3 separate regions of the Homo sapiens genome follow, and all the other regions are linked to region 2. Evidence: chromatin loops called from intact Hi-C (ENCODE). Cell type or tissue: MCF 10A. All regions are shown on one strand. Each heading gives the region's core, and the rest is flanking DNA. Links, peaks and the distances in the headings are about the cores only. Region 1 holds the start of SCPPPQ1 (secretory calcium-binding phosphoprotein proline-glutamine rich 1). Region 2 overlaps MEPE (matrix extracellular phosphoglycoprotein). Region 3 has its middle 31 kb from the start of MIR5705.

Evidence for each region. Peaks named below come from ENCODE experiments on the same cell type or tissue, not always from the same donor. Only the 100,000 strongest peaks of a DNase experiment are listed, where the experiment ranks them.
Region 1: a loop joins it to region 2, with 7 times the contacts of the local background. A loop is called at or near these places in 11 of 110 quality-filtered maps.
Region 3: a loop joins it to region 2, with 22 times the contacts of the local background. A loop is called at or near these places in 17 of 110 quality-filtered maps.

What each region holds. Positions count from the first base shown.
Region 1 is chr4:87,462,062-87,472,398 of GRCh38, reverse strand. SCPPPQ1 (secretory calcium-binding phosphoprotein proline-glutamine rich 1) reads left to right here and starts at 1,349. Exons shown (of 10, transcript NM_001405228.1): 1 at 1,349-1,382; 2 at 1,742-1,771; 3 at 2,737-2,807; 4 at 4,388-4,420; 5 at 4,513-4,590; 6 at 8,196-8,222; 7 at 8,956-8,985; 8 at 9,107-9,135. The coding sequence starts at 2,751. The coding sequence ends at 9,121. In MCF 10A, for the core only: a CTCF peak has its summit at 6,419 (motif pointing right); no DNase peak of the experiment used is centred there.
Region 2 is chr4:87,844,286-87,854,622 of GRCh38, reverse strand. MEPE (matrix extracellular phosphoglycoprotein) reads right to left here. Exons shown (of 4, transcript NM_020203.6): 4 at 7,831-9,646. The coding sequence ends at 8,177. Among named protein-coding and RNA genes, the nearest start is that of MEPE, 16 kb to the right of the region's middle. In MCF 10A, for the core only: CTCF peaks have their summits at 1,387 (motif pointing left) and 5,455 (motif pointing right); DNase peaks (open chromatin) are centred at 1,402 and 5,452.
Region 3 is chr4:87,264,680-87,275,016 of GRCh38, reverse strand. No RefSeq gene overlaps it. Among named protein-coding and RNA genes, the nearest start is that of MIR5705, 31 kb to the left of the region's middle. In MCF 10A, for the core only: a CTCF peak has its summit at 4,682; a DNase peak (open chromatin) is centred at 4,676.

The DNA.
Region 1 (10,337 bases), core at 1,630-9,629, 380 kb after region 2:
AGGACATGTCACTCACTTTATTTGACTATTTGAAAGAAAATGGTTTTTTACATATTTTTCTAGCTGAAATGAAAGATATCAATACAATTATCTTTTACTATTTTTTCAAATAATCAAAAATGTGTTGTTGTTGTTGTTGTTGTTACAAACCTTATCTGTGATAGTCACTGAGAGAACATGCCCCTAGGAATTTTATCTGAAAGATATTTACAGAATAGTTTATTTTTTTATCAGAATAATCTTCTCTGAGTATTTCAAAATTTCATTCGTTATCTCTTTCATAGCTCAATAAATTACTTATTCTTTTTTTTTTTTTTTTTGAGATGGAGTCTTGCTCTGTCACCCAGGCTGGAGTGCAGTGGCACAATCTCAGCTCACTGCAACCTCTGCCTCCTGGGTTCAAGAGATTCTCCTGCCTCAACCTCCTCAGTAGCTGGGATTACAGGCGTGCGCCACCACGCCCAGCTAATTTTTGTATTTTTAGTAGAGACGAGGTTTCACCATGTTGGTCAGGCTGGTCTCGAACTCCTGACCTCGTGATCCGCCCACCTCGGCCTCCCAAAGTGCTGGGATTACAGGCGTGAGCCACCACACCTGGCCAATTACCTTAACTAGAACCATATCATACTATGTCCTTTCTAAAAAATTAAGTTCAATTTGATTAATCAAAATCGAATTAAGTATTATTTGTAACTTTTTCCAACTACAGAAATAATTTTAGGAACTATTCCAAATTTCAGAACGTTTTTATATGAAGCTGAAAAGGTCTTAGCTAATTACAAACTAGGTTGCTGGGAACAGTGAAGTTGTATTCAGAGGTATTAATTAGGCCTAAATTATCTTTTACCCTCAGACAACTTTCAAAAATATTTTAGAATAGTGAAAAGTGATTTTAACACCAAGGTAAGGAAACCACCTCAATATCTACTAAAAAATTTTGTTTGAAAATAATATTCATTTTGAAATGAAAAATATTTAATAAGAGAAAATCTCAAACCTTAAATTTCTGTATCATTTAAGGCTCTTACATGTACAGCTAGCTCATCTATTATAGAGGCACGTTAATATTCTTGGTGGTCACAATTTTTAATTGTGGGTTGTTTGTGATAAAGACATACTCTAATCCCAACCTAAGAGATTATTTTCTCAGTTATTTTCTCAGTAATCAGTCTGTAAGTCTACCTCTGTGTAATTGAGATATTTTGGAAGTTGGAGCTCCTGGTGTGAAAGCAATTATTCAGTTTAGCTTTGAATTTTGTGACTCATATTGCCCATAACCATAAAGGCATTAGTAACATGGCTTAAATACTAGATGGGCATAGAGATTCTAGGTGATCACACTGCTCCTTGAATTTGTTGCTCCAAGGGCCACTGAAGCAAAGGTAATTGAAGAGATATATAGTATAATTTGGACTGATTCTAATGCACTAGATAAAAGAATGTAACATATTCTTGTATTGGGTAATTTAATGATTTCTAACAGGTCCACTTCTAATAAGAAGAAAGAAATTAGTGTTTGAATCCAGAAAGAAGAAAAATACAAAGAAAAAACATGAAAAAGGAAAAGGGAAATAAGTTGCCTAAATTCAGGCAAAGTAGCACTAAGATTGAAATCAGAGTTGGGTTTTAGATATATATAACAGATGAAGTGTGATTTATAGATATAACTTGCCTCAAATGCTGGAGATAAGTCTTAATAATAACATGATAAAGTTGTTTTTCTTTCAAAATCCAATTCCAGAATACAGTGATTTGGTTTGAAACTCACAAGGTAAGTTAATTTGAATTAAGTGCGATTTTTAAAACATAAAAATGTCTCCTTTCAGAACCAATGGACCAATAAAAGGCCAGTTGATTTCCTTTATTGAATCTGAATTTACTCATATTGTGCTGATTTTCTACCAACCCATTACATCTTACAAAATTTTTCCCATACAATTTCCTTCCCGAGAACTATAACTGGCAATAACAGCAACCAGACTATATGAAGGCCTGGTAAGTCTCACAGAGGTACAAGCTTCAGGTGGATTTATTTGTGTATTACATAAAAACTTTCCTCTCATTTTAGCCAGTAGTGATCAATTACTAATAATAAGCATGATGTAACACTGGTGTTTAAAGATTTGTGAGTAGAATTGAGCACAGTGGCTCACACCTGTAATCCCAGCACTTTGGAAGGCTGTGGTGGGAAGGTTGATTGAGGCCAGAAGTTCAAGACCATCCTTGCAACAGGGGGGCAACATAGCAAGACCCCATCTCTAAGAAAATTTTTTTAAAATTAGCCAAGTGTGGTGGTGCACACCTGTAGTCCTAGCTCCTTGGGAGACTGAGGCAGAAGGATCACTTGAGCCCAGCAGTTCGAGGGTACAGGAGGCTATGATTGTGCCACTGCACTCCAGCCTGAGTGACAGAGCAAGACCCTGTCTCAAAAAAAAAAAAAAAAAAAAAAAAGATTTGTGTGTAGAGATCACAAACGCAACTTCAGGGACCAAACATGTACAGTGTATAGGCCGAACTGTAACTTTATAAGAAAGTAGAAAGTAATGGGCTATGTTGGGAGCTAAACAGTGCATGTCTTGTCTAAGGAATTCAAAGCTTTTAAAAACACTCTTGTAGGCTTACAAAACCTATGTTTGGAGGCAGGATTTATCTTGACCACTATTTCAACACCTCTAAATAGGAATAGGACTTACATAGAAAAAAACTCGAAATGATCTCCTACCCCTTCAATTCCAGGCTCGACCTTTAGAATGAAATTTCTCATCTTGGCTGGCCTTTTGAGCACTGCCACTGCTCTGCCCATCCCCGTGAGTACACCCTCCTCAGCTGCTGACTCAATTTCAGATTTAGAGTCATCGCATTTCTCGGCTAGAAAGCAGGTCTTATCTTTTCATTTCACAAAAGAGGAAAGCGGAACCCAGGAAAGTCATAGAACTAGGAGTTCACCACTCTTTGTCAGTCCAAGACTCTGCCCAGTACAAATCTCAGCTCCATATGCCATGTGCTAGCTGTGTGACTTTGAACTAACCCATGGTTTCCTTGTCTATAAAATGAGTCCTAGGAACACCTCAGAGTTGCACGGAGATGATTTTTTTAATGCATCTAAGGCAGAGAAGGGTCCTATTTGAAAGATAGGATGTTCTCAATAAACTCAGTGATATAGAACAAATATTCTGCAGTGACCCAGGTCTAAATTAAGCAGTTTGAATTGAGTTTCATTTGTAATGCCCTTGCCCCAAACCATCTCATGTTTTCTTAAAAGGCTGTTACATGGAAATGCTCTGACACCAAAGGACTATCTACCTCATTGTAGATTTGATTTTAAAGAAGGAAATATTTAAGATAACTTACATTGATTACTAAATTATGAATATAAAAACAACTTATGCCTGAATTATATTTGAGTGATCATACAGACACACCTTTAAAGTCCAATTTTTGAAAACCAGATTTGGATAAAAAGCTACATTCATCTATAGTGCCCTTGATAACAAACCTAATTTGTTTCTTTAGACCACAATCCTTTTTGCCAAAGCTGGCAAGTATCGTGGTCTAAAATTCCAAACAATTTGTATTGCCTGTTTCTTTAGGCTGATGGGAATGCTGCAGTATACATATTTCATTAATTCTAATATGTACTTTTTGATATTTCAGCAGCTCTGAAATTGAGCTGTGTCTTAAAAACACAATTTGATAAAGTGTCACGGCAGCTTAACAGCAGCGCTTTTCTTTTTTGGTAATTTATGAAATAATGGTGCTTTTGACAATGATAGCATCTAAGAATATATGAAATACTGTAATCCCAGAACATCATTAACTTCACCTATATAGACATTTTGTCATCAACTGACTATATACAAATGAGATCCACTGAGTCTAATCTGGGTTTACTAGTCTGAATATGAGGGCACCAAGTAGGCAAGAAACTCTCTCCCCTGCACACTTTGTATCAAAGGAGCTTTTGAAGAAGTGAGGGAGCTTTCAAAATTTGTGTTTGGGGTGCAGAACTTAAGTGTACATTTCCACACTCCCTTCACTTTGAGTTTATAACTACTGAGAACTAAATCAAGAACACCATTCAAAGATTTACAAAAGGAAATATTCATGTAATATGGAATTAATCTTAAGAAATGTAAATAAAAGCATTCTTTGGATATAAATTTAAAAGCAAAAAGCCTTGGTCTTCCAAATCATTGCACAAAATTAATTAAACTTTTCCCTATTAGATATCCAACTGCTTTTTATTTCAGAAGTGAAGTTACATTACTGATGGGTATAATGCTCCATAGTGGCTTATTACTTATTCTCCTTTAGAACAAAACCTCTCTTTAGTGGATAATGTATTTCCATATGCTGCTTTACCTTGTTGCTGTTATTGTTTTGCAAGCTCGAACAATATGCTGAAAGTTCCAGTGAACAGGTGAACTTCTAATTGTATTTTTAAATAATGCATTCATCATTTTAAAAGTCTGCCATTGTCTGAAATGACTGACATCATGTTTCTTTTTACAGAGATTTATCTTTTACCCACCACAAGTACCACCATTTTTCCCTCAGGTCCTCTTTCCCCTACCTCCGCAACCGCCCCTGGTAAGCATGGGTTTGGGGAATCTGAAATAGCTAAAAGGATTTATTTGTTGGATGGTGGTTATGAAACTTTCCAAATTTTGATACTGAAATATGAGGCTTTAGGCAGTCCCCAGGAATCAGCTATTCAAACTTCTCTCCCATATAGCTTATAGTGGAACGTGACAAGGGGCTAGCAAATTTCCCTCCAAATCTTCAGTGCCCTCTCGCAGTGTTTCTCTGCACTTACTATTAAAAAGGTGTTTGTGCTGAATTACTTTGACCGTTACGAGCTTACTCTTTATGAAGAGAATACTTCTTTCTATAATATCCATTCTTTTGCTTTTTCAAATTCACCTTGTTGCTTTCTTTCTCTAAGAAGATTTTTTTTCCCCAGCTTTCTATAACTTTTTCCCAAGTTCAAGCAAAATAGTTATTTTGCTTTTCTGTTTGGACTCTCTCCAGGCTCTCCTAATATCTGGATTCTTAAAACATTTTTTCAATAAAGTTTGGAACAATGCTAAATACACAATAGAGTTGCCTTTATTCTATATATAACACTTTTGTAAGTCGACTACATTATAGAGTCAACGGTGAGTGCTTGAGGTACAAACAGTATAAGTTCAGATCTGATGAGGAAGAGAGACTCATAAAGGGAAACTACAATGTAATTTGATAAGTATTTCGAGACACAAATACAAAGCTATGGATCAAAGACTTCAGAGAAGACAGTATCTGAACCAGGTCTTGAAGGAAGACAAATGGATGAAACATTTCAGGCAGAGGAACAGCAAGTGCATGGGTGCAGACTTGAAAAGCACAAGGCAATTTGCGGGTAGAAAATTATTTTAGTCTAAAATAATGATGCTGCAACACAGATTGGGGCCTTGTTAAATTTGGATAAGTATTTAAGCAATGATTTTTTTCTTTAAAAATCACATACATTTTAAAACTTCACATACCCCTTATTTACAGACAAGGACCTCACTATGTCACCCAGGCTAGTCTCAAACTCCTGGGCTCAAGTGATCCTCCCACCTCCCACAGGCTCCCCAGTAGCTGGATTATAGGTGCACACCACCATGCCCAGCTCACAAACATTTTAAAACTACATCTTGCTTAATATTGTCTGATCTCCTAAATATTTTTAAATATACAAACATGATTTTGTGTAACTGTTTTTATATCTAAATTTAATAAACACCTTCCCTTTGCTTGCATTTAATTTCAAACTGTGTTTCTCTCAACTTTTAAAAATTTGTCACTAAACTTAGTCCTCAATAGAACATTTCTTCTCCTTTAATGTTTTTACTTGTTCTGATTGAATCCCAGCTGTTAAATTCTAAATATTATTCTTGCACTTATAATTAATTGCTAATTATTTTGGTTCTAGTCAGGACTAGGTGCATTGTTTCCCTATTGTTTGCTAAAATTTGTTTTTTTTGTTTTCGTTTTTGTTTTTTGAGACAGAGTCTCTCTCTGTTGCCCAGGCTGGAGTACAGTGGTGCAATCTCAGCTCACTGCAACCTCCGCCTCCCAGGTTCAAGCAATTCTCCTGCCTCAGCCTCCCGTGTAGCCACCATGCCTGGCTAATTTTTGTGTTTTTAGTAGAGATGGGTTTCACCATGTTAGTTGGGCTGGGCGAACTCACTCCTGACCTCAAGTGATCTGCCTGCCTCGGCCTCCCAAAGTGCTAGGATTACAGGCATGAGCGACCGTGCCCTGGCAAGATTTATTTTAAACTGATGCAAAATCTTGGAGTCTTGGTTTATAATTAGAACTTAGGAATCGCTGTTAACATTTAAATTTAAATTTATTTAAATCTATATGACAATTAAAAGAATCACTCTTCTGTGAAATGGAAACTCTTCCTACCACCAGATGGCAGACTAGTATCTTCAAAGCAAGCAAAGAAAGTAACACTTACTGTAGGGAAAGTGGTAGATTTGTAAAAACTATCAACACATTAAGACAGATTCCTGGGCTTTAAGTTAGATAAATTAAGAAGAACAACCATACCTCTTGAAAGAAAATATTATATTGAACCCACTAGATTCTAATCTCCACCAAATAGAAGGTGAGCTCTCTAAGTGTCATTTACTGCTATCCCTAAACCCTAGATATAGAATAATTGCTCAGTAAATATTGTAGGGATGGATGGATAGATGGGTGGAAGGATGAGTGAATGTATGAATAAATGAGAAAAAGCAAGAGAGAGTGTTCACAGTTTCATTCACAATTTACTTTTTTTTTTTTTTTTTTTTTTTTTTTTTGTAGATTTCTATTCCTTTTCCTTTTCCTTACAATCCAAATCAGGTGGTTATACTTAAAGCTTCCTTAGGAAATACTTAAACTAATACAAAACAAAAACTTGAAAATTCTTTAGATTTAATTGGGGAGAATTTGATACCAATAATTACTGGCTAACATTCTCTTTGGGGGACCACTAGTTATTGATATTTTGTTTGATTTGAGTAATTGAATGTTCAAATTTCACATATCCTTGAAAACTGAATTACCTAAGACCTGAAACTTTCCTTATTTGTGTAGAATAAACCCAGGGACCAACCAGTAGAAAAAGCACTTAATTTGAAGTTAAATGATCTGGAGATGTAAGCTCCATGTCTGCCCTTTAATACTTTGGAATTATCTTTAACTCCTGTGACCCTTATCCTCTTCTAGAATATAAAACAGTGACAACAGATGATTTACAAAGTCCATTTCACCTCTAAAATTTTATGCTTACATTTGTCATTAGTGGGGGTAAAATGCATTCTTATTGAAATGTAATATATCCTAGAAGCATTTGAAATAGATTTAAGGTTACAGTCATGGTATAAAGGAATTGCTTAAATTTTACTTTTGAAAAGATTTTACTGAATTAGTGATAAATACATAAGATGAGGCGGATTCAGTATCATACAAAAAAGTTATGTATATTTCAGCATATTAACTCCAAGTAATAATATTCCTATTATGATTTTCTGTTGTTGTTTTTTGAGACTGAGTCTCGCTCTGTCACCCAAGCTGGAAGTGGTGCAATCACAGCTCACTGCAACCTCCACCTCCCAGGTACAAGTGATTCTCCAGCCTCAGCCTCCTGAGTAGCTGGGACTACAGGGACGCACTACCACGCTGGGCTAATTTTTGTATTTTCTGTAGAGATGGGGTTTCACCATGTTGCCCAGGCTGGTCTCGAACTCCTGGACTCAAGTGATCCTCCTCCCTTGGCCTCCAAAAGTGCTGTATTACAGGCGTGAGCCACCATGCCCAGCACTCCTATTACGATTATAGGAAGTAATATTATTAAAGTTTTCTTTCAGAAAGAGGTGATCCCAAAATAGTCTTTTTCAAACCCAATAATCATAGGTTTAATAATCTTTCCAAGAAGTCACTGCTATGTCTGGAGCCCACAACAGAAAATACAGACTACATGTTTCCAGAGATAGGTTTGGGGTTGGGGGGGGGTACTTAAAATATTAGTGAATTTTAATAATTGAACTTTAGAAATGATGAGAATTCTAAAAAGCATGCTCTCGTTTACCAAGCTAATATAAAATATATAAGATACAAAAGTAGATGAAATGCTGAATTACAACTCCTTACTTTGACTGTTTCCTTTATTCTAGGTCCTCACACCTAATGATCTTATCGCGGTAAATATATTCTGCCCTGTTATTCTATAAAGTCCATATAAATACTACATTCAACATCTCTCAATGGTCCTAATTAAGGTAGGGAGCAGAGAAAGGCACCCTAACAGAACAAACGCTACCTGAGGGCATTGTTCGTGCCTAAGATCTGTCACAGTTGGGACAGTGTTTAGCTTAAATATTACTGCATACACTCTAAGACAGACAGCTCAACAAGTAAAGAGATTCACCTTTTAGACGGAGTTGGTCAATTTCTTGAGCAAGCTGCCAGAATCTTAAAACAGGACCATGTGGATGCTACAAAACAATTTTCCAGTAAAACTGCTTGTATAAGCAAGTTCTCAAAACAAAGTATTCATAGTTGTCCTAAAATTTTAGTTCAAGTATCATTCACACAGGGAATCTGAATCATTTATGAAAGATGGGACTTGTATGGAAGTGTACACAGAGGGTTTCTTAACCATTCAAATCAATTTTCTAACTTTCAAATATGGTAAATATCATTACAAAGCTGTAGAAAGAAAATATTTCTGTGAATTAAAGGTATTTAAATCCAGATATTGTCATTTTAAAATCTTGTATCATATAAATAATATACTAAGCAATAAAATGGAATTTTTCAATAAAATAGATTTTTGTATACAAAGTATACTAACTTGCATATGTAATAAGTTAAATGTAGGTTTAAAAATTAACCTATTGACAGCACTGATCATCAATTTTTCTTCCTTCACAGTTACTCATTGCTATTTTGAACCAACTAGGGGTAAGGCTCTATTTTTATGCTATAATAAACTACACATTTACTTAATAGACTAAAGATAACATCTTACTAAATTTTTTTTTGTTGTTTTTTTTTTTAACTTTTGGAACTTCTCTGGGGTAAGATTTTATTTCCATGACTAAATTGATAAAGGTAAGTTATATTCAATGCCACGAAAGGTAAGAGAAACTCTTTGTAACTATAAAAATATGAGAGTCAACCTCAACTGATCTACCAAACTAGAACTCATAAGTTATAAACTCATTTCCTCCAAAATCTTTACATCAAAATTTTTGCCAGTCTAAAAAGGTATTTTTTAATAATGTCCTTGATATTTCACAAAATTTAAATTTACAGGCATATATGCAATATGAAATTTCAAACAACAAAGTTTGCTTCAGGCTTTTTTTTTTTTTTTTTTGAGGAGTCTTGCTCTGTCACCCAGGCTGGAGTGCAGTGGCGTGATCTCGGCTCACTGCAACCTCTGCCCCCCCAGGCTCAAGCGATTCTCCTGCCTCAGCCTTCCTAGTAGCTGGTATTACAAGCATGTGCCACCACACCTGGCTAATTTTTACATTTTTAGTAGAGACGGGGTTTCACCACATTAGCCAGGCTGGTCTCAAACTCCTGACCTCAAGAGATCCACCCGCTTCAGCCTCCCTAAGTGCTGGGATTACAGGCGTGAGCCACTGTGCCCAGGCTTTCAGGCTTATTTTTGTCTTATAGGCAATTCATAGTAAATAATGAGAAAAGCCTACTGTAAAACTGCCACACCTAGAAATGGACTGATCTCAAGGCAAGGTAACACATCTTAACAAAAAGCATTAACTTGCTGGATACAAAGGCTACAAACTTTGACTTCTACTTTGACTTTCACTGAAGTTTGCTTTCATGTAAAATACATACCAAAAAAAAGAAAGAAAGAAAGAAAGAAAGAAAGAAAAACGTGGAGACCAAAAAGGTATATATCCCTTTTGTTGTTCTAATATTTTTAAGAAACAGGATCTTGCTATGTTGTCCTGGCTGGACTACAGAGGCTATTCACGGGCCCAATCATAGTGTATGTACTACAGCCTTGGAGAAAGAAACTGGATTTCCACCCAACTGCTTCTCTCCTAACAAGTTACATTGCCCTGAAGTGCTTATTTAGTACCTTTTACCATTTCAAATACTTAGACTATCTGAGGCCAAGTGGGAGAGATTAAGCTCTATGCTGTAAACAGTTAAGGATTCAATTTATCAGCATTTAACAGTTCCACATTATTTTCCACCTCCAACATACATGATTATACCAATATTAACACATCAGCAATAAAATAACCATAAAATGGGAGGCATGGGTGAAGAAGGAATTG
Region 2 (10,337 bases), core at 1,211-9,210:
GGCTGAGGCAGGAGAATGGCGTGAACCCGGGAAGCGGAGCTTGCAGTGAGCCGAGATTGCGCCACTGCAGTCCGCAGTCCGGCCTGGGCGACAGAGCGAGACTCCGTCTCAAAAAAAAAAAAAAAAATAGATCAGCATCAGGCTACAAGGGGGCCAACTTCAATATGCTGCAGGCACTGTCCTAGCCTGCCCTCTGCCCTGTTCAAAATTTCTTCAAACTGGTGAATGAACACCCAGGAAGTATTTGCATCTTAAGAACTGGGAGTGATAGTTAATATTTAGGATCACAAAATCGAGATTGAAGAAACTTCAATAAAATAGCATTGTGAAATAGAGCATTATGCATCCTGGATCAGAAAATAAATGATATAATACTGTACAAAGAGCAGAGCTGGTCTAATATTGTTTTTTATGGAGTAAGCACATGAGCAAACAAAAACCAGAAGGAAGTTAGTACTTATATAATTAGAAATTAAATAAGGAGAAAGGGAAACTAATATGAATTTAGCCTGTATTTTGGACCAAGTGCTGACATAGGCATTTTGTAGATGTTAAGGAGTCTAACACAATCCTAGACTATATTAACAGGATTGAGTGGCCAGAATAAAGGGTAGACTATTACATGGTCTGCTGAGATGTTCAAACAATATGTGGAATATTGTGCCCAACCAACTGGAGGTAAGTGTGGTGAAAGAGCACATGAAAGGTCATTGAAAAATGTTTAGTTTGATGAGGAGAAGTGTAGAAAACAGGAAACATGTAATGTGGAAAATGAATGCATCTTTCTGCCTAGCACCAAAAGTGTAAGGTAAGGTAATGAACTCCCTGTTAGTGTAAGTATGTAAACAGTGGCAAAATGACCAGCTATTAGGGGTGAAACACAGTGAACCTGCCTTAGGTGAGCACTGGACCAGATGATCTCTAAGGTTTCTTCCAAGAATCTCTGCACCTGTATAGAGCCAGTTAGAAAAAGAATGGCAACGTGTTAATGTCAGGGGGTTTAGCCTCACAAAACTAAGCACAGCTGATCTTGGCTTTAAGGAGATTCAGACATTAGTAAGAAAGAAAAGAGACTTTTTAAGACAAATTCCACTTTATTATCTAAGGAAACAGGAAATTCAGAGTTTTATAGGAGAGATGTATGCAAACAAAAACTAGATTAAGTTTCCAGAGGGGGCTGTTATTATTCAAACAAAAGAGCCCTTGTTTTTATTTATGGAGTTTAAAAGTAATAGGATACGGGCATTATGAAAGAGAGGCACCTGATTGTATGTTTTTTTTTTTTTTTTTTTAAACTTCCTTTAGGGAGACATTTCCAAATTTAATTGTGAATGAAAGTTAAAAACTCTCTTTGCTTTGTTTCAAAATGCTTTTCAAAAAGTGAGCGAGGTTGCCATCTAGTGACTATTTTCTGGTTTTCCATTTTAAAAGCTCTTTAATACGGGTTCTTATGGCAGTGTTGCTGAAACCTGGCTGTGTATTAGTGTCACCTGGAAGTTTCCTAAAATGCAGAATACTAGGACCCACCAAAGAATCGGAATCTTTGAGAATGAGCTCCAGGGTTGTGCTTTCTGATAAAGATCTTCAGATGACTCCACTGGACCTAGCCTGTCACCAGTGTTTGGAATTAACTGCCCTGGGGCATATTGTGTGCAGGTGGAAGTGTCACAGAGGCAAATTTATGTAAAGTGCAATATTCACTTACTTGCTCTAAGAACCTACTTGCTCAGGTATATGAAACTTGATGTTGCATCTTTGTATCTCATATTTAAAATAGACTTGGTAATGCTAAAAATTTACCCTACTGTTGTACACAAAGATACATGACCAGTGATGTTTATTGTAACACTGTTTGAATAGTGATTAGCTAAAAATCATTTAAATGCCTATCAATAGGGATGTGGCTAAAAAAATGACAGTAAATCAAAGCAGCAAATTTTATGCAGCCATTTAAAAAGAATGGTTAAGCATCATATACAATTTTTATTTGTCAATCATACCTCAGTAAAGCTGAAAAAACACAAGAGTTTATAATAGAGACAAACTGGGAAAATGCTAAATATTCTTCAATAGTAGACTGAACAAACTGTGGTAAATGTATATAATAAAATTTAAAAATGATTTAAAAATATTTGGTAATGTGATAAAAGAGCAAATTAAGATAGCAGAAAAGAACACTAAAAGAATATAATGTTTTCTTAGAATATATGTCAGTATATAGTTAGAAAAAGAACTGGGAGGAAAAATGTGATGAAAGTGTAATTTTTTTTTATATTTTCTTTTTTTGTAATTTTATATAATGGGTTTTTCATTTCTCTCATAATCAGAAAACTAAAAACATTATTTTGAGAGAGAAAGATATGTGAATTGATTCAAAGCTTACTGTCACATGCTTTTAGTAAGTGTTAGATGAACAGGCCAGAGTAAGCTGAAATGAGGAAGCCAAAAGACCAGGTTGGAGACTCGTTTCTCTTGGCTACCGGTAGGCTCAGATGCTGGGGGGCTTTCACACTTGTACGTCCCTTCTTTATTCATCTGGCCCTGATGAATAACATGATGGTGCAACTGAGGGGCTCTTCCCTGGAAGGGCCTTTCATCAACCCGGATCTCTGTGGAAGACAGAGCACCAACACTGAACCAAGACAGAGGCAGATTTTGTAGAACACTAGAAATTTATGGATCACTGCTTTAAAATTCTACTAACTAAAGATTCTATTAATAGGGAATGCTCTTCTAGAACTCACACTTTTTTTTTTTTTTATTATACTTTAAGTTTTAGGGTACATGTGCACATTGTGCAGGTTAGTTACATATGTATACATGTGCCATGCTGGTGCGCTGCACCCACTAACTCGTCATCTAGCATTAGGTATATCTCCCAATGCTATCCCTCTCCCCTCCCCCCACCCCACCACAGTCCCCAGAGTGTGATGTTCCCCTTCCTGTGTCCATGTGATCTCATTGTAGAACTCACACTTTTGCGCAACATAAGGCAGCAAGCTTAGTCTCGAATCAGCATACTGTGACTTTTGCGCCCTTGTACTTTCAACTTTTGCTCCTTCTGTTCCTACTTTGTTTCCTTGTCACACTTTCTGTTCTGTCTTTTACAGAGACACATAAACTTTGAATGGTTGTGATCATATCCTGTTAGGATGACCGGTTTGTACGTGACCGATGGCACACTACGGCTCTACAATCACCAGATTATTTTCCACAGAGTAGTGAGTTGGGGAAGTCACGTATATGCACTGTGAATAGTTTCTGTTTTGCAAGAGCCTGTGTAAAGGTCCATTTTTAAATGCTGTCCTGTACATTCACTTGATTAATTAATTAATATTTATTTATTTATTTGAGACAAAGTCTCACTCTGTCACCCAGGCTGGAGTGCAGTGGCACGATCTTGGCTCACTGCAGCCTCCACCTCCCAGGTTCAAGCAATTCTTGTGCCTCAGCCTCCTAAGTAGCTGGCATTATAGGCCTGTGCCACTAGGCCTGACTAATTTTTGTATTTTTCATAGGGATGGGGTTTCACTGTGTTGCCTAGGCTTGTCTCGAACTTCTGACCTCAGGTGATCTGCCCCACCTTGGCCTCCTAAAGTGCTGGGATTACAGGCTTGTGCCACCAGTCCCAGCCTTGTACGTTCACTTTAAATGATATTTTTATTATTTGTTGATATAAGATAATCCACAAAGACAAGCTATTTTTCATCATAAACTGAAACATTCCTGCAATGGTAGGTTAATACAGGGGAAGTTCTGGACTAGCTATAGATTTGTGGGAGACCCAGGTGACTGATTTGAAGGTCACTGGGAAAGACATCCATATTAGTGATTTCAAACTTTGACTTGCATTAAAATCATTTGAGGGACCTGTTAAAAAAGGAAATCCCTGGACCCCGTTCATGGCCTTATATCACAAATATTACTCCATTCACTTATTAATGCAATGTGTCTAAGATCTGCCCCAGCTGGCCTGCTCAGAATTACCTCTTTGCTAAATAGACAACTTTCTTTCTTCACATAGTATTATGTTGGTGCAAAAGTGATGACTGTTTTTGCCATTAAAAGTAATGGCAATTACTTTTGAGCCAACCTAATACTTCTATCTTCCTGATGCTGTTTTAAGTAAAAATTATTTAAGATTGTTTGACTTCTATTATTAATCTGTTAACCTAACAATTATAAAAATCTACTTAAAATTCAAATCTAGCAAGAGTCACTTCTAAACAGGGAGTGTCTGTGTTACACTAAACCATATGCCTACAAATTGATAAAGTATTATTCGTTTAATGAAACAGATCCTCTTGTTCTTATTCTCGAAAGTCTAAACCATAGCTTCAGGTAGATTTTCTTGCAGCTTTTGCGTGAGTCCACTCATTGTTTTTGACATTATTCTCATTTGGATTTCTGGATTTGGATTGTATCGGTGTTTTGTTCTCTTTTCTTTCCAGACTTCCTCATTAAATTTTTTCTAACCATTTATCTGCCCCTTTCTCTTTCAGCCCCCAATTCCTATCTTCCTGACATGCATTCAGACTCATCTATTTCTTCTCCTTTTCCTTTGGGCCGTCTAATACCATATTTTAATGCCTGTGACTGTAAGTATCATTCTCTTGAATAGCAGAGTTTACCTTCTCATACAGAAGTTGTTTTTGAAAGGGACTTCTGTAAAAGCATCATAATGTCTTTGAAACTTACGCTGTCTTGAGCTCCTGCTTAGTTAAAGGCAGGCCCTAAAGACAGAGTGAGGAGATAACACAATGTTTATTCTAGACCGCAGAGAAAGTCTGTTGAGCAACTTCCTCCTGGCTGGTCTTCTTCCTTCCAACTCCCCTGAACCCTACCTTGCTTACCACTCCTTCCCCATCCACTGGTTGGGGAGAGCTATCTTAAGCTCTAAACTACACATGGGATCACTTAAGGTCGCCACTGTGAAGCTCTTATGTACTAGTGAGGCTTATTGTCTGCAGCCTCTCTACATGTGTAATACGTTGGGTAAAATAGATTTTACTATCTCCTGGCTCTTCCCTTCAGCTAGAGTTCATCTTCTCAGAACTCCTGTCTCACTTTACTTATATTTCTATTATTTAACACATTCTGCCTTGTATCTTTCGTATGACTTTCTCCCTACTTACTTATAGTTTTGATAAAGACCAAGAGCATCTCTTCTTTTGATCTCCAAAGAATTTTGTAAAAGATGGTCGTTCAATAAATACTTTTCAACTGAGCTAAATGTTATTTCAGACAAGGTCAGATATGTTACCCTGACTGGTAGACGCGCCAAGAACAGATTAATTAGTATTGTAAAATCAAGGTAAATATTTACAAGCAGAGAAGTCCAGGAAGGTGAGGTTTGAGGGAGTACCAGGGCTGCACGTAAATAACAGAACCGGAGCCTGCTCGCAGACTGGTACAGTGACCTTTTCTTTTTGAGCACAAGGTGGCAGGCTAGGTCAATTTCCATCGTCTCTTATAAGGCAGCTACGTGAGGCTGAAGTTTTTTGCCCAATTTCAGAAACAGATATCTATTTTTTTTTTAACTGAGATTAGCGCAGCCTGATGGCTAAAACATGGTTTTGGATAAGGCATGGGCCTCACTCTTGACTACTGACTGTCCTTGTGGATCTCTGGTCCTTTGTGTTTGGACTAATTCCTCCACGTCTGCATCAAATAGCAATGCATTGTGGATGCCAACACACTTCTAGTTTCTGTTAACTGGATGAAAAAAATATGAACATTGTCAGTGTTTTGAAGAAATATCCATGAACACTGAAGCTTAGAGAGAGGAAACAAAATCGGACCAGAGAATTGAAATACGCAGTTTCTCCACTAGATAGCAGACTACGACAGGTGACTTTTGGAAGGGTCCATCTGTATTTACCCAAAGAAAGCATCCGTTTTTCTCCATCAGTTCATATTTTTCTTTTACCACGACAAGTGTTTTTATGTGATCAGACCATTCGCATGTAAAGCTCTGATATAAACCTGAAATATAAGTAGCAGTTTGATTTCAATTTATTAATCTGCAATTTAAATTCTGATAGAGTTTTTTTTTTACTTCATTAATTGCCTCCAGTTTTTTTTCCCCCAAATTGTCTTTTATTTTTTAAAAAGCAAATTACTAGGAATAGTTTATTCTGGAATTCTGATGGTAACATTGGGTGATATGTTCAGTCTTTCCCTTGATTCTGACCTGTTATTTCCAGAAGATAGGGAACAAATGAGGGAAAAAAAGATTCCTTGTTTTTAGATTCTACTTTGTATTCTTTCAAGTTTCTCTCTCTCTCTCTGTGTGTGTGCACTCATGAACACACATATACTCACACATATTCATATTATGTGGATGAATATACACACGATCTATGTACACGTGTGTATACATATATGTCTATATATACACACAGTCATATATGTATGTGTATATTATGTACATTTATCTTTGCAATATATGGCAGTTTAGTGATTGTTTAAGAGTAAAGACTCTGGAACCAGACTCCTTGGGTATAAATCCTAGCTAACTAGCAAATACTTACAGATCTGTGTCTGTTTCTTCATCTGTAAAATGGGGGTAATAATGGTACCCGTATTATAGAGTAGCTGTATAGATAAAAGGACTTCACAGAGCATGGCTCATGGTAACTAAGCAAATCATGTTAGCCATTACTATTTGTGTATGTTGAGAGTCTGATTTATTCAATAGCTTATATTGCCACTTTCATTTAGTAAATGAAGCACCCTCTATCTACCCAATGTGGGAGTTTAGATTTTTTGAAGGTGCCATAACATATTGACATTGACTTGACTTTGCTACATACATTATTCAACTTAATAATCTAGGTGCTGTCCGGAATGTCTCAGTCATGATTTCTGTTGTTTGGGAACTTACGTGTTAAAGAGAAAATGTGTGCACTTTTCTTTCTCTATTCTCTACCTCTTTCTTTTCTTCTCTTGACCTTCCTCATTTGGAGGAATGTCAAGAATGGAGAGGTATATCAATTACAAATTCAATTCACCTACCAATAACAGCAGCAACAAAAATTCCAAATAGTCGCTTAAAAAGAGCATTCTTTTTCTCATAGGACAAAGATTCTGGAGGCAGGAAGCTGATGATGGAGCTGGTTCAGTGGCTCCTCTAGGATTATTTTGTCCTTTCCTTCATAGCCACAACATGACTGCTCCTCCAGGCATCAGGTTCATGTCAAGCCAAGAAAAGGGCAAGAAAGGAGAAAGGGTGGTATACCGGCTATATAAATTCTTCTTATCAGGAGGGGCAAAAACTTTCCAGAGCTCTTCCCCCTTCCCTAACCGAGACTTAGGGCTAGTTTCCAGAACAGTGTCACAAAGCCAAAAAACCTCTACACTGAAAGACAAGAGAAAGAAATATTCTGGAAATGACTTGGGATCAGCCAGTGAATGATATTTCTCAAATTAAGTTTTTGTCTTGGCTTTGCATTTGTGTTTCTCCTCAAATTCTCCCTCTTGCCCTCCCTCTACCCTACAGTCCTCTTTGTCTGGAAGGAGGTAGAACCAAGAAAAATGATAACATGGAGATTTGTTTCAGGAGCTAATATTTGTCGTAGAATATGTGCAACATGTGCAACAGAGGAAAGAGTGGAAGAAGGTAGGAAGTAGGATCTCTATCAGCACAGAGGGAAGTCAGAGGGGAAAGGAAAGGCTGGCTCAAGCAGAGAGGGTGGAGGAGCACAGCTGAGATTTCCCCAGTGGATCAATTTCATAGGCACTCCCTGTGCTGGAGGCAGAACTAAGCTTCTTGCCTCTGAAATGAAGCACCACAGACAACAGAGTTTCTTATAGATTACTTAATACAAATTATCATCGAGAGATATTGTTTATTTTCATGTCTACAGAGCAAACAACATAGAAGGCATTTGTGACATTCACCAACTATTTTTAAATGACACCTACTCAAATGTTACCTATTTCATAGATCTGTAATGATTTTTTTTTGCTTAAAAACATTATAGCCTTTAATAGAATTTTATACTGTGACTATTAAGATAGCAAAAATTCCCCCAAGGAGACCAGGATTCTTGGCTCACTCAGTTCTTCACTCTATCCTCTCTTCACCTGGTCAGCTGTCAGGTGGCTCTCCTCTACATCAACTCACAGGTGACGAGGTCTTCAGACTGTCACCCCGCTGGGAACTCCTGGTGGACTAGTCACCATCGCTCTCACTTGAACTGCCACTGTCAGATGACTCACTACTGTCATCCCTTCTACGGGAACTAAACCTCCTGTTGGAATGGGGTTGTCTACCCCAGGAGCCTTTCCCTTGTGGCATACCCTTATTCCGTGTAGAATTATTTTGTCTGTGGGGTACATAATGATATTTTCTGCCATGTGTTATTATATTCTCATGACTGGGGCCATTAAAGGAATCCATTTCGTTTTTGATTTCATTATCAAGACCACGAGAAGGAATGGGCAGGCCCTGACTTTTGCCCTTACTAGGAAACCTTTGTTTTTCATTTAAGGTTGCTTGGTTCCTATTAGAATGATCTACACCCTTTCTGGTACTGCCTTTGCCATTTTTAGGAATTTCATTATAGTTGGTACTTTCAGCTGCATCACTACTGCCTTCTTTTCTTTTCTCTTTTGAGGGTGCAGGAGGGTAATGAAACTCAACCTTCCCTTGGTGAGCATTTTGGCTGCCAGCATCCACTCTGTTTCCTTCTCTTCCAGGGAGCTCCTTAAAATTGGTACTACCCATGATATCGTTGCTGCCCTCTACAAGGCTGACATCAACAGCATCTGCCTCTTTCGCAGTTTCATCCCTAGTTCCAATGGTATTTCCACCATTTTCTTCTCTCTCTGGGATCTCATTATAACCTGGCTTTTTTGTGTCAAGATGAGTACTCTCAGCTTCACTTGGGCCTGCAAACCCTGTTTGAATATCTTTGCCTTCTAGGTCAGGACCAGTAGCTTCTCCTTTACCAGGAATGTCCTTAAAAGGTTGGCCGTCCCCACTGAAAGGAGATATATCATTGTCCCCTCTCTCTTGAAGATCTGTATAACCGCTGCCTTCAAAATCACTGGGGATTTTTTTGACTTTTGAGAGATGTTTTAGGTAGTCAATGTTGTGTTGAATACGATGGGTGCTTTTGCTTTTTACTGGACTTTTCTGGGCTTGGGAATCTCTTTGAGGCTTCTTTTTATCCTTCGAGTGTGCTTTAGCATAATTCATACTTGCTGGGATTATGTTTAGAACATTCCTAGGTGTGTTCTCTTTGTTTTCTTCCCCCAGGAGTTTAATCGCAGTCACTGGCCCCATTATATGTTGCATGTTATTTCTGATGAGAGCTGCGCCATATTCTTCTTGGTCATGTAGTTTGCTGATAGCATCATCTCCATCCTCAAACCCTTTATTCCCAGTTGACTTAGGATAAATTGACATCCTCAGGCCATTGTGAGTATTCTCTTTGTTACTGATACTATATTCTTTATTCAGTCTCTGTCTATTTGTGAAATAATTTTGAGATTTACTACTTCCCTTATTCTCACTGGCTTCAGAAAGGGACAAATCTTTCTTTCTTTCCTGGACAATATTTTCTTTAGATGATAGCTCTTGATTTATTCTCTTGCCCAAATGGTGAAAACCAATATTGTCTTTGTTTTTTTCTTCCTGCTAAAATACAATTTTCAATATGAAGTGATTATTTTATGTAAAATTTTTAAAATATAATAATTCTTAGGCAATATAAAAACCATCCACCAGATATTTAATAAAAAGGATCTATTAACTCAATAGAGGTTTACTGGTAGAGGTCATTCTAGAATGGTCAAATCAGGTTTCATGGAGAAAGAAGAATGAACTAGGCTTGAAAAATGGGTACTATTCAAATATGCAGAAGGGAAATTGTGAGAATATTTTAAGAATAAGCGGCATATTCAATTGTTTGGAAACAGGACACAATTGAGACATAATATGAATAAACCTACATAGTGGGAATAGTGAGTCATTGCAAGTAAAATGGATTTCATATATTAAAATTAGTTCTCTCTCTCTCTCTCTCTCTTTCTCTTTTCTCCCTTCATTCTGATCATCAGAGGTATTCATCTGCCTAAAGGAGTATTTTCTTTTTCTTTCCTTTCTTTCTTGCTTCTTTTTAAACAGAAAATCTGCAAATAGAAGAATCTTCTGACATTTAAAAGTCCCTGGGAGAATAATGGGATGAAAAAGAGAAAGCAGAGGAGGAGAGTAAAGTATTTATATCTATATTTGAATTCATTCTTTTATTTTGGTGGGGGAAGGGGCAGGATCTGTAAATATGCTGCTTCATATCCTGGGTTTTATCACTCTTGGGTGCAGCCAACTT
Region 3 (10,337 bases), core at 1,032-9,031, 580 kb after region 2:
GGAAGTGGGAAAGAGGAAGTGGAGGGCAAGCAGCTTTCTTCTAAGCACAGGTGACCCTTGAACAACAAGGATTTGAACTGCATGTGTCCACTTAGACCATGGATTTTATTCTGCCTCTACCACCCCTGAGACAGCAAGACTGACCCTTACTCTTCCTCCTCCTCCTCAACCTATTCAACATAAAGATGACTAGGATGAAGACCTTTCAATGATTCACTTCCACTTGAAAAACAGCAAATGTATTTTCTCTTCCTTATTTTCTTAATAACATTTTCTTTTTCCTAGCTTACTTCATTGTAAGAATACAGTATATAACAAATATAATATACAAAATATGTGTTAATTGTTCATGTTATTAGTAAGGCTTCAGTCAACAGTAGGCTATTAGTAGTTAAGTTTGGGGAGAGTCAAAAGCTATATTTAGATTTTAAACTGTGCAGGAGGCTAGTACCCTTAACCCTCTTGTTCAAGGGTCCACTGTACACAACCTGGAATTTGCACACATTTCCACACCAGCCTTAACTTAGTCACATGGTCACACCTAGCTGTGACAAGACCTGGGAATGTAGTATCTAGCTAGGAATCCATGTATACATTTGCAATTCAGGGGAGACTTGATATTAGCAATCTGCCATGCATGGGCATCACAGAAAGATCATGTGTCTAATTGTCAGGCCACATGTAGTAGCAGGAAACCAAAGATGGATAGTTATTAAAAAGAATGTGTAGAAAAACCAATTTGGAAAATGTGTAGGTCATTTAGAGAATAAGGCGAAAAATAGCCTGTAGAAATGGGTAAGCACAGCTTGGTAGTGGGATGAGCCCTGATTTTGAATTCCAAAATACTCAGATTCTAAATTTGGCTCTGCCCCTACTAGTGTGTGAGCTTGAGCAATTAACTTCTCTCAACTTCAGTTTCCTCATCTATAAAACAAAATTGACTGTAATACTTATTTTCAGAATGATTTTGGCAAATAATAAGATGAAGCATGTGATGTCTAAAACATATGTCAAGTTTAACATTTCCAAAACCAAACTCTCAATATTATTTCCCAAACCTGTTTTTCTCATAGTCTTCTTTATCACAGTAGTTGGCAACTCCATCTTTCTGACTTCTCCGACTAAAATCCTTGGAGTAATCATTGACTGTCACTCTTCATCTTCATATCTAAACCATCAGCAAATCCCCTCCACCATTCTTGCAAACTATGACCAGAATTCAATCACTTCCCACCATTGGTCCTGCTACTTGCCTGATCCAAATCATTTTGCTCTGCCTGGAAGGTTGCAATAGCCTAAGTGTTCTCCTGCTTCTTCTTGAGCTTCCTGCAGTATTCCCCACATGGCAGTGTCATCTTTTTAAGTATAAAACTTACCGGCCGGGCACAGTGGCTCATGCCTGTAATACCGGCACATTGAAATACTGACAGATTGAGAGGCTGAGGCAGGTGGATCACTTGAGCCCAGGACTTTGAGACCAGCCTGGGCAACAAACAGAGTGAGACGCCTCATCTCTACAAAAAATAAACAAAATTAGCCAGGTGTGGTGGTGCGCACCTGAGGTCCTACCTACTCTGGAGGCTGAGGTGGGAGGATCGCTTGAGCCTGGGAGGTAGAGGCTGCAGTGAGCCGAGATTGTACCACCGAAGTTAAGCCTAGGTGACAGAGCAAGATCCTGTCTCAAAAAAACAAACAAATGAAAAGACTTATAATGCTTAGGGCCCTTCTCTTTTGTCTCCCTTAGAGTAAAGCCCTTCACAATCTGATCCGTTGTTAACTCTCTGACCTCATCTCTTATTAGTCTCACATTTGTTCAATTCCAGCAGAGCCTAGAGATCACAGGTTTTAGAGAAGCAGCTGTGAAATAAGGCTGGGATGCATGTATCATTATAATTCTCTAGCCAAGTGAGACCGAATCCACAGCAGGAAAAGAAGGAAAAAGAAGTCTGAAGCATTTCAGTGTCCGAAAGGATTCTTTTGAAAGGACATAAAGGTGTATAGGGAGTAGCTGGGATTACAGGTGCGCCACCACGCCCAGCTAATTTTTGTATTTTTAGTAGAGACGGGGTTTCACCATGTTGGCCAGGCTGGTCTCGAACTCCTGACCTCAAGTGTTCCACCCACCTCGGCCTCCTAAAGTGCTGGGATTACAGGCATGAGCCACCGCGCCCAGCCTGTTTACTTATTTTGTGGTTCTCTCCTTTCCATGAGAATGTAAGCTCCAAGAGAACAAGCACCCTCCTATTTACCACTGTATCCACAGCACCTGATACAGTGCCTGACTGCCATTTGACACATATTTCTTGAGTAAATGCAGCAAGATAGTTGTGTGGTGTAAGCCACTATAACGTGAATGATAAAATGCTATTCTATTAGTAACACTAATAACTTAAATAGCACTAATCACTGCAACAGGTAACTCCCTAGATCCTGGTGGTTACAGAATAACATTTTATCATTCACATGAAGTCTGAAACCTTCAACATGGCCATTCAGGGAATTATGCTACTTCCCTATGTCCTCTGGATTCAGGTAGCAGAAGGGAAAAAGGAATGGAGGATCACACATGGAGGCTTTTGTGCTAAGCTTAGAAGTATATAACTTCCTCTTGCACTCTTGGGAACTCGGGCACTTCTGATTTTTGTGTACCTAGGAAGACAAGTGTTCTATTCACTATTGTGCCAACTAATCACCCCAAAATTTAGTGGCTTAAAACAATCATAATTTGTCTGTCACGGTTTCTGTGGGCCAGGAATTTGGAGAGGGCTCAACTGAGCTTTTCTGGCTCATGGTTTCTCATGGATTTGCACAATGACAGAAGCTGCATGGGTCTGGAGCCTGTGGGGACTAGAGCATCTGAGTGCTGCTGGATGGCTCTCCTCACGTAGACTTAGGGGCTTCCCTCCCAGGGGCTAGTTTGACCTTCCTCACAATATAGCACCTCAGGGCAGTCACACTGCTTACGGAGTGACTTAGGAGTCCCACAAATGTTTCATCAAAGATAAAAGTTGTGTCACCTTTTTTTACCTACCCTGGGAAGTCATGTAGCATCATTTCTGCTGTATTCTACTGGCTGAAACTGTCCCCAAAGCCTGCTCACTTTCAAGGGAAGGAGATAGAGCCTCCATCTCTTGATAGATGGAAGCTAAAGCTATATTATAAGAAGAATATGCAGGATGGGTAATGTTCTGGTCTTCTCTGGAAAATACAATCTTCCACAAGGAGGAAAGAAATTAGTGATCAACTAGCTAGTTGCCACACAGAAAGTGCAATAAGTATTTGATGATGCATTTTTTGACCTCATAGAAATGTGGCAAGATTAACAATATGTTTGCAAATTAGTAAAGGTCTCCTTGCTTTAATTCAATTCTACAATATTAAATTGAGTTCTATAGCATCCCAGCCTTCCACTACCATAATACAGAGGAATACCAAAACCAAAACAAACTAAAAAACTAACTACCTTGTAGGAAATTACATTCTATAGAACACTTACCAGCTTACTCCTGAATTTAGCAGATTTGCTATAAGTTTGATGATATGAAAATTTATATCAAGAGGTATTTTACAGAGCTATTAAGAATTGTGGGAAATTTTGTCCATCAGTTCAAAGAAAAATAAGCAAACGGGGAAAAATGAGGCAATTATTACCTTTAAGAGAAACAGAAACTGTACAATAAACTAGAATTATGATGCATTATCTGCCTCAGTTATAAGCAAAACTTACATAATCATGACAATGAAAACAGTGAATATGGATTTAACCCAAATTGAAATAGAATTATACTGGAGGGGAGAAAAACAGGCAGAGGCTGTGGAAGGAAGCTAAAATCCTTACCTGTCATACTGGACGTGGTAGCAGGCAAGCGAACGCCCCCTCTCAGACCTCCAACTGCAGGGAGCAAAATAGACCAGCGAGCCCAGTTGCTGCACTCTGAAATTCAGTGCATTCATGCTGCCCGTGGGCTGCTTTCAGCCAATTACTGACAGTGAAACAGATGCTAAGTAAGGCCCATTCCCGGGGGTTGGGGATCCCTCCTATGGGTGACTGTGGTTCGAGGACTTTCTAATGGCCTTGCTGTCCTTTCCTTAGATGGTACTGTAGTCTAAGGTGATTCCCCATACCTTTTCTCCTGTCCCCTCTCTCCTGCACTGGGTAAGACCCACATGGCAGTCTGGGAACTCTCACAGTCTTCTCCCAGTTTCCTCTCCATGATCTCTACAGGCGTTTCTCCTGATACATTTTCCACCTTTGTGTCTGCCTTTTGGAGAATCTGGACTAACACAGAAGTCAACTGATAATATCTAAAATTGATGAATCAAAAGATGGCTGTATATGTGCTTTTTTCCTTGAAATATGCATGTAAATATCCAAAGACATGGCTAAGAGAGGTGAAATGGTGGAGGGCACATATATTTTAAAGTCTTTAGCACTACTTGACTTTTTAATATATATGCACATATTAATTATTTTTAAATAAATTGTTTAAAAAGTGAAAGACCACTGCCTTAGACATTGGCCGCTTTGGTTTATCGAGGGAAATCAAGTTTTATCTAAACTTTATCATCTGTATTCTAGCAGACAATCGGTCTACACAATGACTCCTTTCTTTTTCTTTTTGAGGATCAGTGGCAACAGCCTGATTCATTAAACTCCTTGCAGACAGCTCCTCCCAGAGGGAGCAAAATGATCTGCCATCTAAGCACCCACTCAGATGAAAGCATTACTGACAATGCCTTTGAGTTGTTGTTTCTATGTTTAATATACATAGAAGAAAAATTTTTAGAGATGCTGTTTTTTCCCTCCTCTTGTTTTCACTTCAGATAGACAAGCCCCTAGTATTACTTTGTCTTGGGAGATTTTTGCAAATGCTGCCATCACAAGTGGTTTAAATTCTCAAAAATTTCACAAGAACTTTCAAACAAAATCTAGGAGGGTACCTTTTCATACTTATAACAAATGTCTTATATGCTAGGACAGCTTACTGAGACATTACATTTTAATATCTTAAAATGAAAATAATACTAATCACCTAGTTCATGATAGTTGAAGAGTATTTTCTATGCTATGCTCATATCTTTATGAAAAAGCAACCTAATCCTAAATCCTTTGAATTTTTCATTTAAAATGTAGTGGGCAATTCTTGTAAATTGATATATTAAAACATAAACTTACCACCATTCCTCTCATAACTCCTCTAAAATATTAATGAAGCAAACTTTAAAAGGTATAAAGTCATAGGATTGAAAAAAAGGCTATAGCAGAGTGATTGCAGAAGAGCCAGAGAGAAAGAGAGAGAGAGAGAGAAGCTGATAGCTTACTTGATACATAGGTATAACTTAAGGAGAGGTTTACCCTGCTATCAAGACTTATGAATGGGCTGGGTGCCATGGCTCATGCCTGTAATCCCAGCACTTTGGGAGGCCAAGGTGGGAGGATCAAGGCCAGGAGTTTGAGATCAGCCTGGGCAACATAAAGAGACCTCATCTCTACAAAAATTAAAAATAATTTAAAAATATTAGCCAGGTGTGATAGAATGTACCTGTAGTCCCAGCTACGTGGGATGGTGAGGCAGGAGGATTGCTTGAACCCAGGAGTTAAAGGCTGCAGTGAGCTATGATCATACCACTGCACTCCAGCCTTGGCAACAGAGAGAGAAAGAAAAGAAAAAAAGAGTTATGAATGAATAAAGAATCAGCAGATCAAAAAGAATAAGCTTTTAAAAAGACCATTAACTCGGGAAAAAAATGTACAGAAAAGAAAATATAGGATGATATATGTCTCACTTGTAAATAATGCTTATATAGTCATAAAATGTAAACTGTGAGTGTTTATTAAGTAAAAAAATCCTGTAGCTATATTGGGAGGATAGAGGGTAGAAGATGGCAAGTTTGGAGTGGAGCCTTTGGAAGTGCAAGATGGTTAAGTTACAGGAAGCAATGTGGAATACATAAAATTCAAAAAAATAAGAAATAGTATGAACATGTTATTAGACATTCGGAAATAAATACCTGAAGACCCAGTTGAAGCAAGTAAATGTTTATTCTGAGAAGAATGATGGTGGGGATGAATGTGGCAGGGGATACTGGTTTTCATTAAAAAGCCTTGTTAAACATTTATGATTTTTTCATCTGAGTTTATGTATTTCTCTGATAAAAGTTTAAACTATAAAAAGATAGATGCTTAGAAATTGATACTACTTAGTGCACTTGTCAAATATAAAATATAAAGGTATAAAAAGAATTGCTCACCACATCTGTTTTATTCAACAAAGACAAAGGAAGAGGAGGGGCAGGAGGGGGGGGAGAAGGGGACTGTTCTCGTTAGTGCGGGCACCCTTCTCAATCTGAATCTGAAGGAGGAAGAAAGAAATAAGTCACCCATGAAAATAAGTACTAGTCCATGACCCTGGAACAAAAAGAAATCAGGAAGGGTCTAAAGCGATTTAGGCGGTGAGTCTACAGTCAATCATTAAATAGGCCGAAAGTTCTGATCTGCCCCCTGTTCACCATTTCTCACTTTTTTGAAAGTCATGTTTGGAAGGCAACTCTTGAGTCCTGTGGCAGTAGGATCCTAGTCATATTATTTTTCCTTCCTAGGAAGTAATATAAAATTCAGTGTCAAAGGAAGTAAAAGGAAACAATGTTAAATATTTGTCAAGTATTGAAAACAGAGAGTGTGTGTGTGTGTGCAAGTACTAAACAGAATGTCTTTGATGTAGTCATTTTTATTATATTATTATATAAACCTTGGGCAAATGTGAAGTCCCATCTGGGATAGATTTAATACCAGACCAGGAAAATAGCTCAATAAATTCCCTAAGCATTTGGAAGAAAAAAGTATTCCTTAAATCCCTTCATTTAAATCTTCACAAAATTAGTAAAACACAATGATTCTCCAAGACAGAGAAATAATGGGATAAACAAAAGAACAGAACCTCCTTTGCTGCCCTCAAAGATTGATGATACAATAAAGATGAAAAAAATTTATTACCTTATATTCCATTCTTGGCTGTGCACTCCATTAATGGTTTGTTCTCTTTTCACTTACTAAAATCGTGCTTAATAATGTGTATCAAATGGAAATTTTCTTTCAAAGGACATGCAATGTCCTCTACTGGAACGTATGAGACCTTCAGGGCTTCCAACTGCCTTTGTAGCAAAGAAGGAAAAATAGCAACAATGATTAAATAGACTTTCTCCTTCTTCTCCTTCCTCCTCTTCTTCCTTTTCCTCTTCCTTCTCCTTTTCCCTTTCTTCCTCTTCCTTCTTTTCTTTTCTTTTCTCCTTTTTTTTTTTTTTGAGAGACAGGGTCTTGCCGTGTTGTCCAGGCTGGTCTTGAACTCCTGGTCTCAAGCAATCCTCCAGCCCCAGCCTCCCAAAGTGCTAAGATTACAGGCATGAGCCACTGCGCCTGGCCTCCTCTTTCTTTTCAATCTCCTTAAAGGATAAGTAGATAAACAGGAATAAGAAGGAGAAGGGAGATGGAGAGGAAAGAAGCCTGGGAGTATGTCAGCTTTGGTTTACACTGCAATAAAGAAAAAGCAGTTAATTACTAGAGCTGAGATTCTTCATCAAATTAGTCTTAAAGAAAGGAGATGCAAATAGAAAGCATTACCAATTCAGCATTATTTGGGTCAAGGATAAAGTATTCCTCTGTCTCAGGAGACTATAAAAATTATTCTAGTTTGTGCTATTTGAAGCTATTTGGCAAAATCAACTAAAAATGAAAGAGTACAAAAGTAAAGATGAAATATTACTTCTGCCCCAAATATGCACTTAGTAGTTCCTGCCATAGCAGGACCTTTCATAATCTGTTTTTCTAGTGTAACAAAGTGGGATAATTGAGTTAGCCAGAATTCCCTTCAGGGAGAGTGCTGTATTTGACAGAGGAAATGCCTTGCCAAACGTGTATGTGTTAGAAGCTGAGAAATCGATAGGGTGTGAATGTAGGTAGACAAGACGGTGGATTTTCTGGTAGTTTCAGAAGAGGGAGAGACAGGGAGAGAGGAATAAGAGGGAATGGGATGGTGCAAGTAGGAAAATGAAAGCCTTAACAACGTGACGCCTCTCCGAGACTGCCAGTACCTTTCTTGATGAAGATCTATGGGAAAAAATTACAAAAGGTTTGGACTCAGTGAGTAGAAAATGATGAACATACAGATCTCATACAGGATATCACGAGGTTGATCAGAGATCATCTGAAAGGAAGGAGAATGGTGAAGGCAGAGAGAAGCATGAGGAATCAGGACATTGGACAAAGCCTTCACATGATTTTAGAGGTAGGTTTGTTTGTTTTTGAGACAGAGTCTCACTCTGTTCCCAGGCTGGAGTACAATGGCTCAATCTCAGCTCACTGCAACCTCCACCTCCCAGGTTCAAGTAATTCTCCTGCCTCAGCCTCCTTAGTAGCTGGGATTACAGGCACGCACCACCATGCCCAGCTAATTTTTGTATTTTTAGTAGTTTCACCATGTTGGCCAGGCTAGTCTCCAACTCATGACCTCAGGTGATCCACCCACCTTGGCCTCCCAAAGTGCTGGGATTACAGGCATGGGCCACTGCACCTGGCCGGTTTCAGGGTTTTGAGCCAAGTTTAGCCAATTATTTGAGGGACCTGGTGTACAAATGACACATAGGTAACAAGTATTTTGTTTTGTGATTTTGTTTCTAAACTTATCTAGGTTGCTTTGAACTAAGATGGAAAAGTTTAGTAAGTAAATTCGATCTTATTGGATCTCAGATGTAACTATCATTCTAGAACCAGGTAGGCCCCTCGCTCTATTAATTTAATGCTATGTAATCACTGTTGCTATTTTTCCTCCTCTGCTACAAAAGCAGTCTGACTCCTGGTGAAGGAAGGGGAATAGACTAGCACAGCATGATCTGTGAGGGCCTATGGAATTCAACATCAATGTCACAGGGAAATTAGGGAAACTATTGAGACAGCGATTATAGATCTGGGAATGGAGAGGTGGGGTTAAGGGAGACACAGTTTAAGAGAGAGCATTTCCTAAAGAGAGCCAATCGTACTCAGTGTTAGATGGTGAAGATGCTTCCCAGAATGCAAAAATTCAAGAAACTCCTGATGATTCAGCAGGCTGGACATCGATCTTCAGCCCAGCCCTTATCCTGCTTTACCTATCTAAAAATGGTTCTGTAATGACTAAATGGCCTCTGTGGGGCTGTTGATCATGCAGGTATTGGGAACCCTTGTGTAGGCTGCATATCCCCAGTAACTAGAGACACATTTGAAAAAAGCGAGGATGAGAGAAGAGGATTTGGGGTTGTGAGTAGAACACATCACTGACATAGAGAAAGGATGGCAATTAATATAAATTGTGCAGGGTCTGGCGTTAGGAATTGGCATGGCCTCAAAGGCACCAATGTATTTGTCTTGGTAGCAAAATGCTTACCAGAGCTCAAAAGTAAATTGCCACAACTCATATGCCGACGTTTTGGCTGTGCCCAAATGGGAATTTGAAAAGACCTCCACATTTGTGTTAATATTCAAAGGACTTTTGCCATCAGAAAAGCAACAAGGTAGCAAGGAACACAATTTGGAAAATAAGGCCAGCTGGAGGATGTTGCTCTCACAGCAATTTAAGAAAAAAGATTACTGTTAAAAGTCAAGTTCGAGGGCCTCCCACTGCCCATCACTCTTCCCCTATGGTGAAAAGCTGTATCATTTTAGACTTCAAAGCAAATGCAGGAATCAATTTCTCCCCCAAGTACACCCTGGACCCTAATGACTAATTCTCCATCTATGAATTAATGTCTTTCTGACCAATAAATGTCTGAAATTCTATGTGGTGTTTTGGTACACAAGGCATTTGCATAAGAAATCCCTCATCTTCCCAAATTTCATTCTTAACTCTATATATATTTGGCAAACTGTGGTCTCTACTTCTAGTCTCTGCTCTGGCCCTTGGTCCTGGAACCAGGACATTGCTTACTTTGCACAGCTCTCTGGCAGAAGCAGCTCCTATTGCCTTAGGTGGGGACTCCATACCCTTGCTCCTAGACCCAAGATGCACTGAGAGAACATCCAGATGTTTATCCAAATATGTATGGCCTTAGAGGCCCAAGTAGCAACATTAAATAAACATAAGCAATATGCAAGGCATAACAGATCTTTCTCCAAAGTTCCAACACCTGAAAAGATAAAAATCTAAGAAGTATACCTCAAACAAGAATACAGGGTACTAAATATTCTAGAATAGTCCCAATATGTGCCTGGCAAGTATAATTATTTGAATTCTAGCCTCTTCTAATTTTTTTCTATTTTTGAAATCGTTTCAGGATCATTTCCAAAGGGTCCCTGCTATGTGCTGGTC